Linked DNA regions of Homo sapiens: regions 1 and 3 are each linked to region 2. The links are chromatin contacts, found by Hi-C or POLR2A ChIA-PET in ENCODE. All regions are on one chromosome and are shown on one strand. Each heading gives the region's core, a stretch centred on a gene start or an enhancer-like site at or near the end of the contact. The rest is flanking DNA. Distances are from core to core; before and after follow the strand shown.

Region 1 (4,219 bases), core at 623-3,122, 86 kb after region 2:
TGGTCTTCTGAGTTTTCAAATGGATGCAAAGATACTTACTTACAGGTTGATGATTGTGTAGATCACATAAAATTGCTTTAAAAAGGCTGATACATTTATTACCTGTATGCAGTTTGTGATGTGTATTAAAAGTTAGGTCCCTTTCCTTACTTTTGTCTGGTAGATATAAAAATTCAGCCTGTTGTCACAACAAAGATTTGCTTAATTTCATGTGGCCCTGACAGTATAAGCTCTGTCTGCTGGAAGGGATAGTGAGACCACTTGCACTCCTATCCATTGGAGTGTATCCAGGGCCAAAAGAGGACAAAGTATGATTTGATTGGAAGTGAGAGTAAATGGGCACAACAAGAAGTATCACTGCATATGAAAAATAATTTGAGAGACCCTTGTCTGCCTTAGTTCATATAAATTATTGATATTAACCATAATAAAATATCCATGTTTACTTTCATATTAAAAGAGCATCTGGCATAGAGCATTGCTCAATACTTATTGGTTGAGGAAGTGAATTCATTTTTGAATGAAAAATAATGCCTTAAAGTGTTTGCCACCAGGTAAAATTGATGTTCTAGGAAGATTCATCATACTTAACTGTGGCCTTCGGTACCTTGCTGCACAACCCCTCACTCCTACCCTGAAGAGTGTGAACCCCACAGAGATTCATTCTTTTATTGTGCAGATGACAGATCTAGACTGGCAGATGTAAAGTTGTAAATGCTGAGTTGGTCTAAAACCCAGGTCTCCTGAGTCTCAGCCCAGGACCATACCACTGAACCACACTGCTTTGTCCTTAGGTTTCCAGACCTTCGGGCTTTCAGCTTCTCTGTATCATCTGCTTTTTTGGTTCCTCCATACACAATACTTGGAGGTTAGAATTGAAGAGCTTTCTGTGCTTTGCTGGGGCCGTGTTTCACAATTTTGACAAATATTCAGCTTGCCCATGTTAGTTTTCAGAATCCTCAGCGTTAACTGTTTGAAGAATATGGTTTGTGAAGGACTTTATGACTGTTTTGATTATTTCTTCCGTGTATATCTCCAAACTATTTGAGTAAAAACATTTTTGTGCTTGGGAGAAAAATACTAAGCCTTGCCTTGTTTCTAAGGAGAGGAAACCGAGGTCCAGGGTGAAGAAATTTTCTCAGTTAGATGTAGTCCCTGGAATGACAGCCTGAGTTCCTGTATTTCATCCTTTTTAGGGACCTATAGCACACTAGTTTTCTGGCTTGGACACAATCTTCCCTGAAACCCAATCTGGGAAACCTTCCAAGCAGAGACACCCAATTTTGCCAACCTTGCTGCCACCTTCCCCAAGATACTCATTTCCCAGCATACCAAACGTTTCCTCTTTCTTCCTTCCCCCACCCCTCTCCTCCTTCCCCTAGATCTCTTCCTCTGCCCAACATTTCCCTGGCTGTCAGAACTTGTTTCTTGTCAATTGCTTCTCCCTAAGCCTAGATACACCCAATGTGGTGTCCTTGACAAAACACTGTGTGGGGGTGATGCAACAGCCCAAGGTGTCAAAATAATTAGGTAATTAAAGCAGGGGAAGGTCAGGGTTTCTTCTGTTTGGAAAGACAAATACACACACAAAGAGAAAAGCAGAACAAGGAAGCCAATTTCACATCTCCTTTGTTTCTCCCTTGCTCCTTGACCCAATGTGAAAGCTTAGTGCCTATGATCAATTCTCTCAGAGTACTGGAATAAGAACCCACCTGACCTAGTATGCTTGGCAAGTTTGAACACCAAGGAATAGAACGTTTAAAGGTTTCAACACACCCTTGTTGTTGTCTTGCCTGTTTGTTTTCACACCAGCCCCACCCTGAGCTTCTACTGGTGCAATGGCCCCAGATGGTGGCTCAATGCCATGGATGGGATATTGCTCAAAGGAGTCTGTGGGTACGAAAGGCGGAGTCTCCTCCCAGGAAACCAAGCCTCAAGGTCATCTTCTCTTGGCTTTTATTTGTTTATTCGCTCAACATTCCACAGTTATTAAGAGCCTGCTATGTTTTAGGGATTGTGCTTGGAACATAGGATGGGGCTGAGAGGAAGCAGAGAGCAATATGAAATAGCCCCTGTCTGTCCGGGAGGAGCTTACTGTCTAGTGAGAAAGTGGCCATATGGGCAAATATCATAGTTTTGCTGGGATGACAAGTCTCTAACTGAGGTCCGAACAAAGTTCTAGAGATCTCAGAGAAGGAAGTGACCAACTCCCTGGAGGACTCTAGGAACAAGTGACAAAGGAGGTGACATTTGAATTATAACTTTAAGGATGAGTGAGGTTTCTCCAGACAAGAGGAGCAAAGAGGTCATTCTAGGCAGAGGAAGAGCATATTCAAAGGCAGGAAGGATGAAAGAGCATATTGCTTTCTGAGAATGTGGAGTTCATTGATACTAAAATTGGGGCTATGCTGGGGTAGGTGGGAATGAAGAGATATGGCTGAATATGTTGATAGGGGCAAAATCAAGGGTGTCCTTAACAAGATGCCTGGAATATGGCCTGCCCTGATGGCATCAGGGCACCACTGGAGATTCTGGGGCACAGGAGATGAGAGTAAATCTATAAGGCAGTGGCGGCAGCAACACTTCCTCCAGTTGTCTTCCTGCTGGGGACACACTCTCAGGTCTCCTCTCCTCAACCATCAGTTCTACTTTTCTCAGCCATTAAATAAGGTAGCTTTCAGCATCAGCCTCTTCCCAGGAAGAGCACACACTCAGATGACTGACTCCGGGGACCCAGAGACTCTCCCACCCACAGCTCAGCCATCCAAGTGAAGTGGAACTGTAGAGTGGTTACACAAAGGGCTTTGGCTTCAGAGTCCCGGTTTTGACTGGCTTCAGACACCCCTGGTTTGAACCTTGCCTCTGCCTGTTATCAGCAATGTTATATTGAGCCAGTGACTGAACTCCTCCAAAGCCTCAGTTTGCCTTTGTAAAATGAGATTGCAGGGTAATCATGCCTTCCTTATTGGGTTTTCTTGGGGAGGTAAATCAAGGGCAACACCATGCAAGTCACCAGTTAGCATAAATTTGCCGTGTTACACAACACCTGATTCATAGCACACGGAAGTGTTTTGTAAATTGCGTATGTGATAGACCTTCCAATTGGCGTTTTTTAGCCCTGTTACCAGCTTAACACATCATGTGTCTTTTGATAATGTGGCACTAAGATGTGGGCAAGAGGCTCCCTTACCTTGGGCCACATACTTTGTTTCTGAAGGTAAATGCCACCATGTACCACAGACAAAATAGCAAATAAACCTGAAAAAGAGGGTGTGGGCATGTCTATCGTTCAGGATCCAGTACTCATAGCTGGCGTAGCTGGACCCATAATCTCAAACATCCGTTTTTGTGACAAAAACCGTTGAGGCCCCCAGATCTACAGATATTTTGCCCTGTGTCGTTGAAACAAAAGGCGAATGTGTCTAGACGCTGTGAATGTTTGAGAGTTGTGCTATTATGGACTTTGGAGATGGGAGTTGTACAATTACGGACTTGGAGATGGATAATGCTTTGAAGTACAAAAAAATATTTGAATGGTTAAAGCACTTAGGTAAGAGAAATAAAACAATTAATTCACTTGTTAAATCCTTCCTCTCAGCATAAATGTAATAGATTCTTGATAACAAAGTAGTGCTGAGTGTCCATTTGCTTGCTTCTCTTTATGTTGTAATCCATGACTCTGAAGGTAGTCACCAGTTAGCATGAATTTGCCATGTTACTTATGGCAGTTGAGGGATAGTTTGCAAAGTGAAATAATTCATATTATTCTTAAATTTGTGTATTTGTAGGTTGAGACATAATCTGTGTGACAAATATGATACAGATTCATAATATTTTCAACTAATTGGCTATTAAAGGCTGGCATTATTAGTAGTTTAATGTTCTTAAAGAAATGATTAAATAAGACAGAATTAAAATTCCAAAAAATTAAAAGAATTAGCTTTACCTAAATAATTTTGATTTAAAATGTTGAGATATATTATCATTTAATTATAGTTTTCTTTTGAATTTTAACTAATAATTTTTAATATTTAAAGTTTTTTTTTTTTTTTTTTGAGACAGAGTCTCGCTCTGTTGCCCAGGCTGAAGGGCAGTTCTGCGATCTCAGCTCATTGCAACCTCCGCCTCCTGGGTTCACGCCATTCTCCTGCCTCAGCCTCCCGAGTAGCTGGGACTACAGGCACCCCCCACCAGGCCTGGCTAATTTTTTTGTATTTTT
Region 2 (4,164 bases), core at 860-3,359:
AGCTTGTAATTCCCAGGTAGCTCTTCATATTAGGGTGGAAATCCTATTGGCAATGTGATGCTCCCTCTGGTTTAGTAGTAATGACAGGCTGTGCATTCTGGACGATGGCTCCACAGTTTTATACATGACTTATTCCAGAATTCTGGAGTGAATGTCATCAGTCCAGGTGATTTGTTTACTTAGTTTGTTCATTCCATTTAGTGTGTGTGTGGAGGGGGGTGGCAGTACGCAGCATGGAGCCCTGACCCGATAGGCCAGCAATTTGAATCCTTGCCCCAAATCTGCATCTAACTTGGATGAACTTGAGTAAGTCATTTCCCTCTGTAGCTCATCATTGCCATCTGAGACTCGAAGGGGTTGGATAAAATGATCTCTATGGTTCCTTCCAGTTTTGTCATTTTGTGATTCTAAAATGTGCTGTCATTCATAGTTCTTCCTGGCAAGGTCTCTGGTGGGCAAAACTAGGGCCAGCTGTAACAGCTGACAACATATCTTTCTTTTCTTTTTCTTTCTTTCTTTCTTTTTTTTTTTTTTTTTTTTTTTTTTGAGATGGAGTTTTGTGCTTGTTGCCCAGGCTGGAGTGCAACAGCATGATCTCGGCTCACTGCAAACTCTGCCTCCCAGGTTCAAGCGATTCTCCTGCTTCAGCCTTTCTAGTAGCTGCGGTTACAGGAATGTACCACCACGCCCGGCCAAGTTTGTATATTTAGTAGAGACGAGGTTTCTCCATGTTGGTCAGGCTGGTCTCGAACTTCCAACCTCAGGTGATTGGCCGGCCTCGGCCTCCCAAAGTGCTGGGATTACAGGCATGAGCCACCACACCCAGCACATCTTTCTTTTCTTGCCAGCACTCAGAAGCTTCACTTCAAATAAACTGTGGGGAAAGTATACTTGATCAAGTACAGTGGACTATGGAATTCAGCAACTAGCATGGCAACCTAGACGGACAAGAGCTCGAAAGCAGTGCTGTGAAATCATTAGTATTGACTTTCTATTTGTAAAATAAATTGAAAACATACCCATAGATGAAGTTTAGAGTAAAAATAAAGAGGGAGGAGAGATTGCTTTGCTTGTTTCACAGTGCTGGCATTGGAACTATGTCTTTATTAAGGCCTCATGCAGAGGGAAGGGACTTGAACTAAACAGACTTCTAACTTCTATTTTAGTGGCATTCTCTTGCTGATGACCTTGTGCTTGTTTGTTTTCCTCTTTGGGCCTTTATTTCTTCCACCTGTTAATAAGCATCTTGGGATAAGACAGTGCCTCTCAAAGTGTAATGTCCATGTGAATCATCTGGAGATCTTGTTAAAATGCTGATTCTGATTCAGCAGGTCTGAAGTAGGGCCTTGGGATCCTCAGTTCTAACACGGTCTTTGCTTCTCCTTCAGTCATTGAGAAGCAGAGGCTAGACAGTTTTTAAGTCCTTTTCAGCTGTGAACACTCCATGTTTCAAATAATCTCCCAACACTAGAGTGAGAAGCAGAATAGGAAGGCCTCTCTGGATGGAACATCATCTATATTAAAATGCCTTTTTGTTTTAGACAGGAAAGAATGGAATTCCTAAACTTGGGCTTAAGCAAGAGGAAAGGAAAGCACTGAAGGGGACATTTACTGTGAGGTCTGAGGTGGTTCCAAAAGGTATTAATGCTTGGAAGGAAGGAAGAAAAACCAGGCAGAAAGTTGGCTTGAGGCAGGTATAGAAGTCAGGGAAAAACAATCCACAAAAACCAGTGGTGGTGGTGTTGGAAGTGGTCATAGGAAAGTAATAAAGAGTTTTAATGCTAATTCTCCAGAGATGCGTGATTGGCCTTGTGTTTTGTAGATATTGTCCCACAGTCCATTATGGCAATCCTACAAAGCTGCAGGGGTGCAGCAATGCTGTCTCCACCATAAGGCAGAACTAAGTGGAGAGAAAGGAGGGACAATCATACGGAGAGGGAGGGGAGCCTCTTGGACCCTACAGAGCCTTAGCTCCGACACCCCAGTAAGGGGCTGGAGCCTGCTCTGCATCTGCTGTGGCTCTCCCTGGGTCACCCACCGGAGCCGCCGTGGGCAGTGGTATGGGGGAAGGAAAGTGTCTCAGCACAACCTCAGTTTCACTTCCTGCCTCAAAACACAGAGAGTCATTATATAAATATCAACCTCAGCAGCTGCTGCCCTCATCCCTCTTCTCACTATTACTCCCGAAGCTCAGCTCACAGCCAAGGCGCCTGCCAGGCCTCTCACTTTCCCCTGATCCCACGGCACTTGCACCAGGCCCGCCAGGTGGGTGCCTGGGGCAGAAATGAATCACAACTGCTCTCTGGCCCTCCAGCCAGCCATACCCAGCAGCCCTTGCGTCGCTGAGCAGGGGAGGTCGTCCTGACTGGTAGCCCACGTTAATCAAATTAAACCTTGTTCACAGACGTGACAGGCAGTCAGCCCATCCGTGGAGGCCGCAGAATGCACCGTCAGCACTCATTGCTGCTAGAGGTGGGGCAGGAAAGAACGCAGCATGTTTATATGTATATATCATAAAATGTTCTATTAAATTAGCTAAAATCACCAAAACTTTCAAAGGTGTTTTAAGTCAGGAAGCAGTGTGGTAGGTATAAAGAGTGGTCTGGAATGAAAGACCAAGAATGTGTTAGTCTCTCTAGTATGAATGAGTAAAATCTTTTTCTAATCTCCAATCATAAGAACTCCTCTTTGAACTTTGGTTCATTTTTCTTTATTTTCTTTCTAAAGATGTTACTAAAAGAACAAACAAACAAAGAAACAAAAACCCAAAAGGCAGGCCTGTCACATGATCTCCCTGATCCTCAAGTTTTTCATCTTTAAAATAATGACATGAACCTGCTTCTCTTCCAGGGTTGTGCAAGGAACATGAGATATGTGAGGTTTCCTTCTCTGCCTATTGATCACAATGGTTGACATGTTACTCTGTGTGTGTGTGTGTGTGTGTGTGTGTGTGTGTTATAAGAGAGGTTAGCAAAATGTAAGCTGTTATTCCGAGCTATTATAATTACTGATACCTTAACCATGTTGCAGCCATGGTCATGTTAGAAGCGGAAGAGCCCGGGCAAGGACTGGTAATATGGCTTCTCTGGGTCCTTAAAACAGTCAATGGAAAGCAATGTTTGGGAATCTCATCACCTGTGTGTTACTCAACTGATCAAACATTGTTAAAATATGCTCATTCTCCCACTTGATCAACTTGCGACCTAATTAGATATTTGTGATTTATTATTAAGCAACAAAAACAAATTACTAAGCAGTTTTTCAGTGCAAATCCATTAAAAATTTATTTATAAGCTTTAGAAAAAAGATTTTAAAAAGATGATGGATATTCACCAAAATGTTAACTACTGGCAATCTCTGGGAGGAGGAATTTGCATGGCTTAAATGTCTTTCTTTGTACTTTTTAAAATCACCCAAATTGGACAGGATTAACATCAGAAAAATTGACCCCTCAAGGAACACAGAGGTTAAGTGCTGTTAGCTTTTCCTTTTCCCTAAACACACATGTTGGTGTCAAATGAAGGGAAATTCAAGGTGAGAGAGCCAAAGCAGGCCACCGGGGGGTCCAAGTAAAGACTTTTTACTGAATGAGGGTCTAGAATTATTTATTTATTTTATTTTTATTTATTCATTTTTTTTGAGATGGAGTCTCGCTCTGTCCCCCAGGCTGGAGTGCAGTGGCGCAATCTCAGCTCACTGCAAGCTCCGCCTCCTGGGTTCATGCCATTCTCCTGCCTCAGCCTCCCCAGTAGCTGGGACTACAGGCGCCCAACACCACGCCCAGCTAACTTTTTTGTATTTTTTAGTAGAGATGGGGTTTCACCATGTTAGTCAGGATAGTCTCGATCTCCTGACCTCATGATTCGCCCACCTCGGCATCCCAAAGTGCTGGGATTACAGGTGTGAGCCACCGCGCCCGGCCGAGTTATTTGTTTTTTAAAATCTGTTTTTCAAGAGAGAGTGATTGATTTCTATGTTTGTCAGTCTTTCAACCATTCATCCTGTAATCATTTACTCACTTGGTAATCAAAGTTATTGGGTGGTTACGTAGGACAGAAAAAGGGCATGAATTAGCTGTCCAATGATCAGGGTTCAAGTTCTGCTACCATTTTTCTGAAGCCGTGAGCCCTTTGTCCATTTGAGCAACATGAGGCTCACTCATAT
Region 3 (3,888 bases), core at 907-3,406, 130 kb before region 2:
AGCCTGGCCAACATGGTGAAACCCCGTCTCTACTAAAAACACAAAATTAGCCAGGCATGGTGGTGGGTGCCTGTAATCCCAGCTACTCAGGAGGCTAAGGCAGGATAATCATTTGAACCGAGGAGGCAGAGCCTGCAGTGAGCCAAGATCGTGGCACTGCACTCCAGCCTGGGCAACAGAGTGAGACTCCGTCTTAAAACATAAATAAAATAAAGTAAATTAACTGAGACCTGTCTCAAATTTTCGGGGTTTACATGAGTTACATGCTTCTGTAAGTACGTGACTTGTTTGGGCTACCAAGGCAACCCAGAGGCAAGATTGGAATCCTGCCAGTTCCCAAGTCATATCATCTCCATTGCCCGAATCAGGAAGAGACCTTAGAGATGATCCTGGTTCATATTCCTCATTTCACACGTGTAGAAATTGAGATCCAGAGAAAAGAGGAAGATTTACGTAGGCTGGCCAAGGTTTTGGTATGGTTGTTCCACCATCTAGTTGTGTCAGGATGAGCCGAGAGTACTTGTTAAAGTGTTGATTCTTGGAAGCTATTCCAAACCTATGAAATTAGATGCTCTGGAAATGGGCCCAGAAATCTATATTGTAGTAAGTACCCCCTGAGGTGATTCCCAGACACCCCAAGTTTGAGGACAACTGGCCTAAGTTTCCAAAGGTGCTTCATAGTTGACCCTGCAGAAGGGCTTTCACTCCAGGCTCAGCGCTCGCTCTCTCTGGCCCCAGAGACCTGCAGGAGCTGGTGACTCTGGAGAATACAGATCCGGAAGGGTAAATCAGGGAGTGAGGTTCGTTTTTTAGTTCTCCTGCAATTTGAGAGGCCTTGTTGCATTTTTTTTTTAAGACTAGTTCTAAAGGAATTGGGCAAATGATTCCTGTTTGCCTGTCAAGCACCATGATGTTTAAATGTATCTCTGTCTTGAAACACTGTTACTCTCTAAATTCCAACTGATCATTTGACAGTTGAAAAAGCTAGCATAAACCACTTTCTTTCCTTTTTTAAGTTAATAGCTGCACTCCAGTCTCTAACGCTTCATGTGTAACAGTTTAAAAGATTGGCATGCTTCCCTCTATGGCTTTCCCATCTCATACAAACTTTAAGTTGCTGAAAATCACAAGTGATCGTCTCTGAATCCTAACTATAGACATTAAAATGAGAAAAAATAGTTCTTCTGGTTGTTTTGAAAATGATATAACTCTTTCCTGATAGTTAAAATAACATTTACCTCTTCTTATAAGTTGGTCTGGGTTGTCTTACTATTTTATTATGTGACAGCTTCTAACATTTTAAGCCGATTCCTTCAAGTTGTCCTAAAACCTCAGTATCACTAGAGATTACTTGCTAAAACTTTATTTTTCAATGATTAAAAAGTAAACAAATAGACCAGGTGCAGTGACTCACACCTGTAGTCCTAGCACTTTGGGACGCCAAGGCGGGTGGATCACGAGGTCAGGAGTTCAAGACCAGCCTGGCCAAGATGGTGAAACCCCGTGTCTACTAAAAATACAAAAATTAGCCCTGCGTGGTGGCACGCGCCTGTAATCCTGGCAACACAGGAGGCTGTGGCAGGATAATTGCTTGAACCCAAGAGTCAGAGGTTGCAGTGAGCTGAGATTGTGCCATTGCACTCCAGCCTGGGGTAAAAAGAGAAAAACTCTGTCTTTTAAAAAAAAAAAATTAAACAAATAGATCATCAAGTTATTTATGACGATTAAACAAAAGGACACAATAGGTTTTCTCTTAAAAATCAGCTTGTATATGTATGCTTCTATGGAATATTTGTCTGGGCTTCAGGACAGGGATCTCCTGCTACCCCTGCTGTGTGAACTTGGATAAGGCACCAGCCTTTCTGGCCTCAGTTTCCCCATCTACAGAACAAGAGAGAGACATACAAGTGATTTTTGAAGACCTCTCCAGCTCTCAAAGTTATCAGGGTAAAGTATCAAGAGGTTATGAAACGTCTCACACTGTGGGAGGGAACAAATATGTCATGATTTTGTTCCAGTTTAATCTGTTTCACATTTAGTATAGTCCAACCTGTGATAGGTCCTCTGTGGAACATAGATGACTCACTTCCTGTCCTAAGTGGGTCTTCTCTGAGGTATGGAACAGATCCTTCCTTCAGATATGGAGCCAGCAGGGGGGGTCAATGGGCCTCTGGGCAAATTCTTCGTGTTCTTTATCTGTGTCAAATTAAACCTGCTAATCAGCATACACCTATGCCCAAGGGCATGTAAGGACAGTGCAGCTTAGAAACTAGATGTTCCTGAAAAGTGTGCCCATCAAGTTTTTATAAACATGATCACATTTTAAATGTAGAAGAGTAGTTGGCAACTGAAATGGAGATTAGGGTAAACCTTTTTGTAAGATGACAAATGCCTTTTGTTAAGTAATATTGAAGGCTGAAAAGCCCAGTGTATCTACCACTTCTTCCAGGGAGTCTCCCCAGCCTGCTGCTGGATCCTGGCAACTTCATTCATCTCCTTCCCCTCTAAATTCCACTCTACTTTAAGAGCTGAGCCCACATCAGTAAGTACAAAATTATGCTCTTGAAACCACAGGGTCCTAAAATGTTAAGGCCAGAAGGGAACTTTGAAACATCAATCTCTTTACCCTACCTTTATCACCCACTCATTTGTGTATTCATTAATTTATTTATTTAACAAATATTTAGTTAATGCCTACTGTGTGTTAAACATTGGGCTAGGCATAACACATACAGCAAAATCAAGGCATAGAAATCTCCTACCCTCATGGAATTTACATTTTCTCTCTGTGTGTAAAGGTAAACAGTGTATATGTTGGTTGGCTGATGGAATGGGGAATTACTGGTTGGGAATGGAGAGCTACTTTAGATTGGTGGGCAGAGGAGGTTTCTGTGAGGAGGTGACATTTAAGCTGGCATCTGAAGAATGAGAAGGAGCCAGCCAGGGCAACTGCTTAGGGTGGAGAGAAAGAGTAACTGGTGGAGACTGAGTGACGGGGAAGAACTGGGAGAGCCTAGAGAACTTGAGAGGGGTAGAAAAGGGGTAGCGAGGTGCAGGTGCAGACAAAGGCAGAAAGGAGGGCAGGGATCATATCAGAGAGGGCTTTGAGGCCATGGTGTGGAATTGGTATTTTCTGCTGAGTTTAGTGGGAAGCCATTGGATGGCAAAGAGCAGGGGAGTAAAATCTGATTTATATTCTTGAAAGATCCTTTTGGCTGCTTTTTGGAAAAGTGATTGTAAGGAAATGAGAAAGAAAGCAGAAAAAATGTTCTAGAGGAGCTTTAATGGGACTATTTTAGACTAGGGTTGTTGCAGTGGGGTGCAGAGATGTGCACAATTAATTTTGGGGGTGGACTCACAAGACTTGTTTCTGGTGATAGGGGGTAACTGGATAGGGGGTTAAGAAATAGGAAGGAATGAAAGATAATTCTTTATCTTTAAGCTTGAGAACTGGGGGAAGGGTTGTTTATTAAGATAAAAAGATTGGGGAAATACAGTACAGCTTTGAGAGAAAATCCAAGAAACCTGTTTTGGATGTAGTAAGTTTCATATTCTTATTGGGCCCTCGAGTAGAGATGTTGGATAGATCACTGATTCTTCTCAAAAGGCCTTCTGATTATTGCAAAGGTTTTAGCTTTGTCTCCTGATCTAGACCAAAATTCTCCTGAAGATAGGCAAAGCTTATGTTTTATATGTCTTCTTCTTCATTGACTTCAGGGTGAGAGGAAAGTAACACAATTTTTATACTCCCATATTCTGGATTAAATAGGCTTGGTGTGCTGAGTCTGCTGTATCGGCTTGCAAGAGCTAATTGCTAAGATTCCAGAAATGCTACAAGCCAGTTGTAAAAGCATCCTTGAATTCGGTCATGGTGGAGTACTTACACAC

The links. A loop is a pair of places that touch in the nucleus more often than their neighbours do. ChIA-PET counts read pairs that join two places held with the same protein, here RNA polymerase II (POLR2A). Pooled maps may share reads with other maps.
Region 1: a loop to region 2 is called in a map of CD14-positive monocyte, with 1.8 times the contacts of the local background. The contact joins two enhancer-like sites. A Hi-C loop is called at or near these places in 1 of 168 maps with a recorded cell type or tissue (CD14-positive monocyte). POLR2A ChIA-PET finds 5 or more read pairs at or near these places in 5 of 52 experiments (AG04449, AG04450, CD4-positive, alpha-beta memory T cell and 2 more).
Region 3: a loop to region 2 is called in a pooled map, with 3 times the contacts of the local background. The contact joins two enhancer-like sites. A Hi-C loop is called at or near these places in 6 of 50 pooled maps. POLR2A ChIA-PET finds 5 or more read pairs at or near these places in 5 of 52 experiments (BJ, OCI-LY7, Panc1 and 2 more).

What each region holds. Positions count from the first base shown.
Region 1 is chr3:187,848,049-187,852,267 of GRCh38, reverse strand. All of the region lies in intron 2 of LOC105374264 (a long non-coding RNA gene), which reads left to right. Among named protein-coding and RNA genes, the nearest start is that of BCL6, 100 kb to the right of the region's middle. Within about 2 kb of position 1,872, at least 4 of the 41 ENCODE cell types and tissues checked have a DNase peak (open chromatin) inside an H3K27ac peak, as active enhancers do; they include CD14-positive monocyte, where a contact is called at or near this core.
Region 2 is chr3:187,933,961-187,938,124 of GRCh38, reverse strand. No RefSeq gene overlaps it. Among named protein-coding and RNA genes, the nearest start is that of LINC01991, 40 kb to the left of the region's middle. Within about 2 kb of position 2,109, at least 2 of the 41 ENCODE cell types and tissues checked have a DNase peak (open chromatin) inside an H3K27ac peak, as active enhancers do; they include CD14-positive monocyte, where a contact is called at or near this core.
Region 3 is chr3:188,059,592-188,063,479 of GRCh38, reverse strand. No RefSeq gene overlaps it. Among named protein-coding and RNA genes, the nearest start is that of LINC01991, 85 kb to the right of the region's middle. Within about 2 kb of position 2,156, at least 5 of the 41 ENCODE cell types and tissues checked have a DNase peak (open chromatin) inside an H3K27ac peak, as active enhancers do.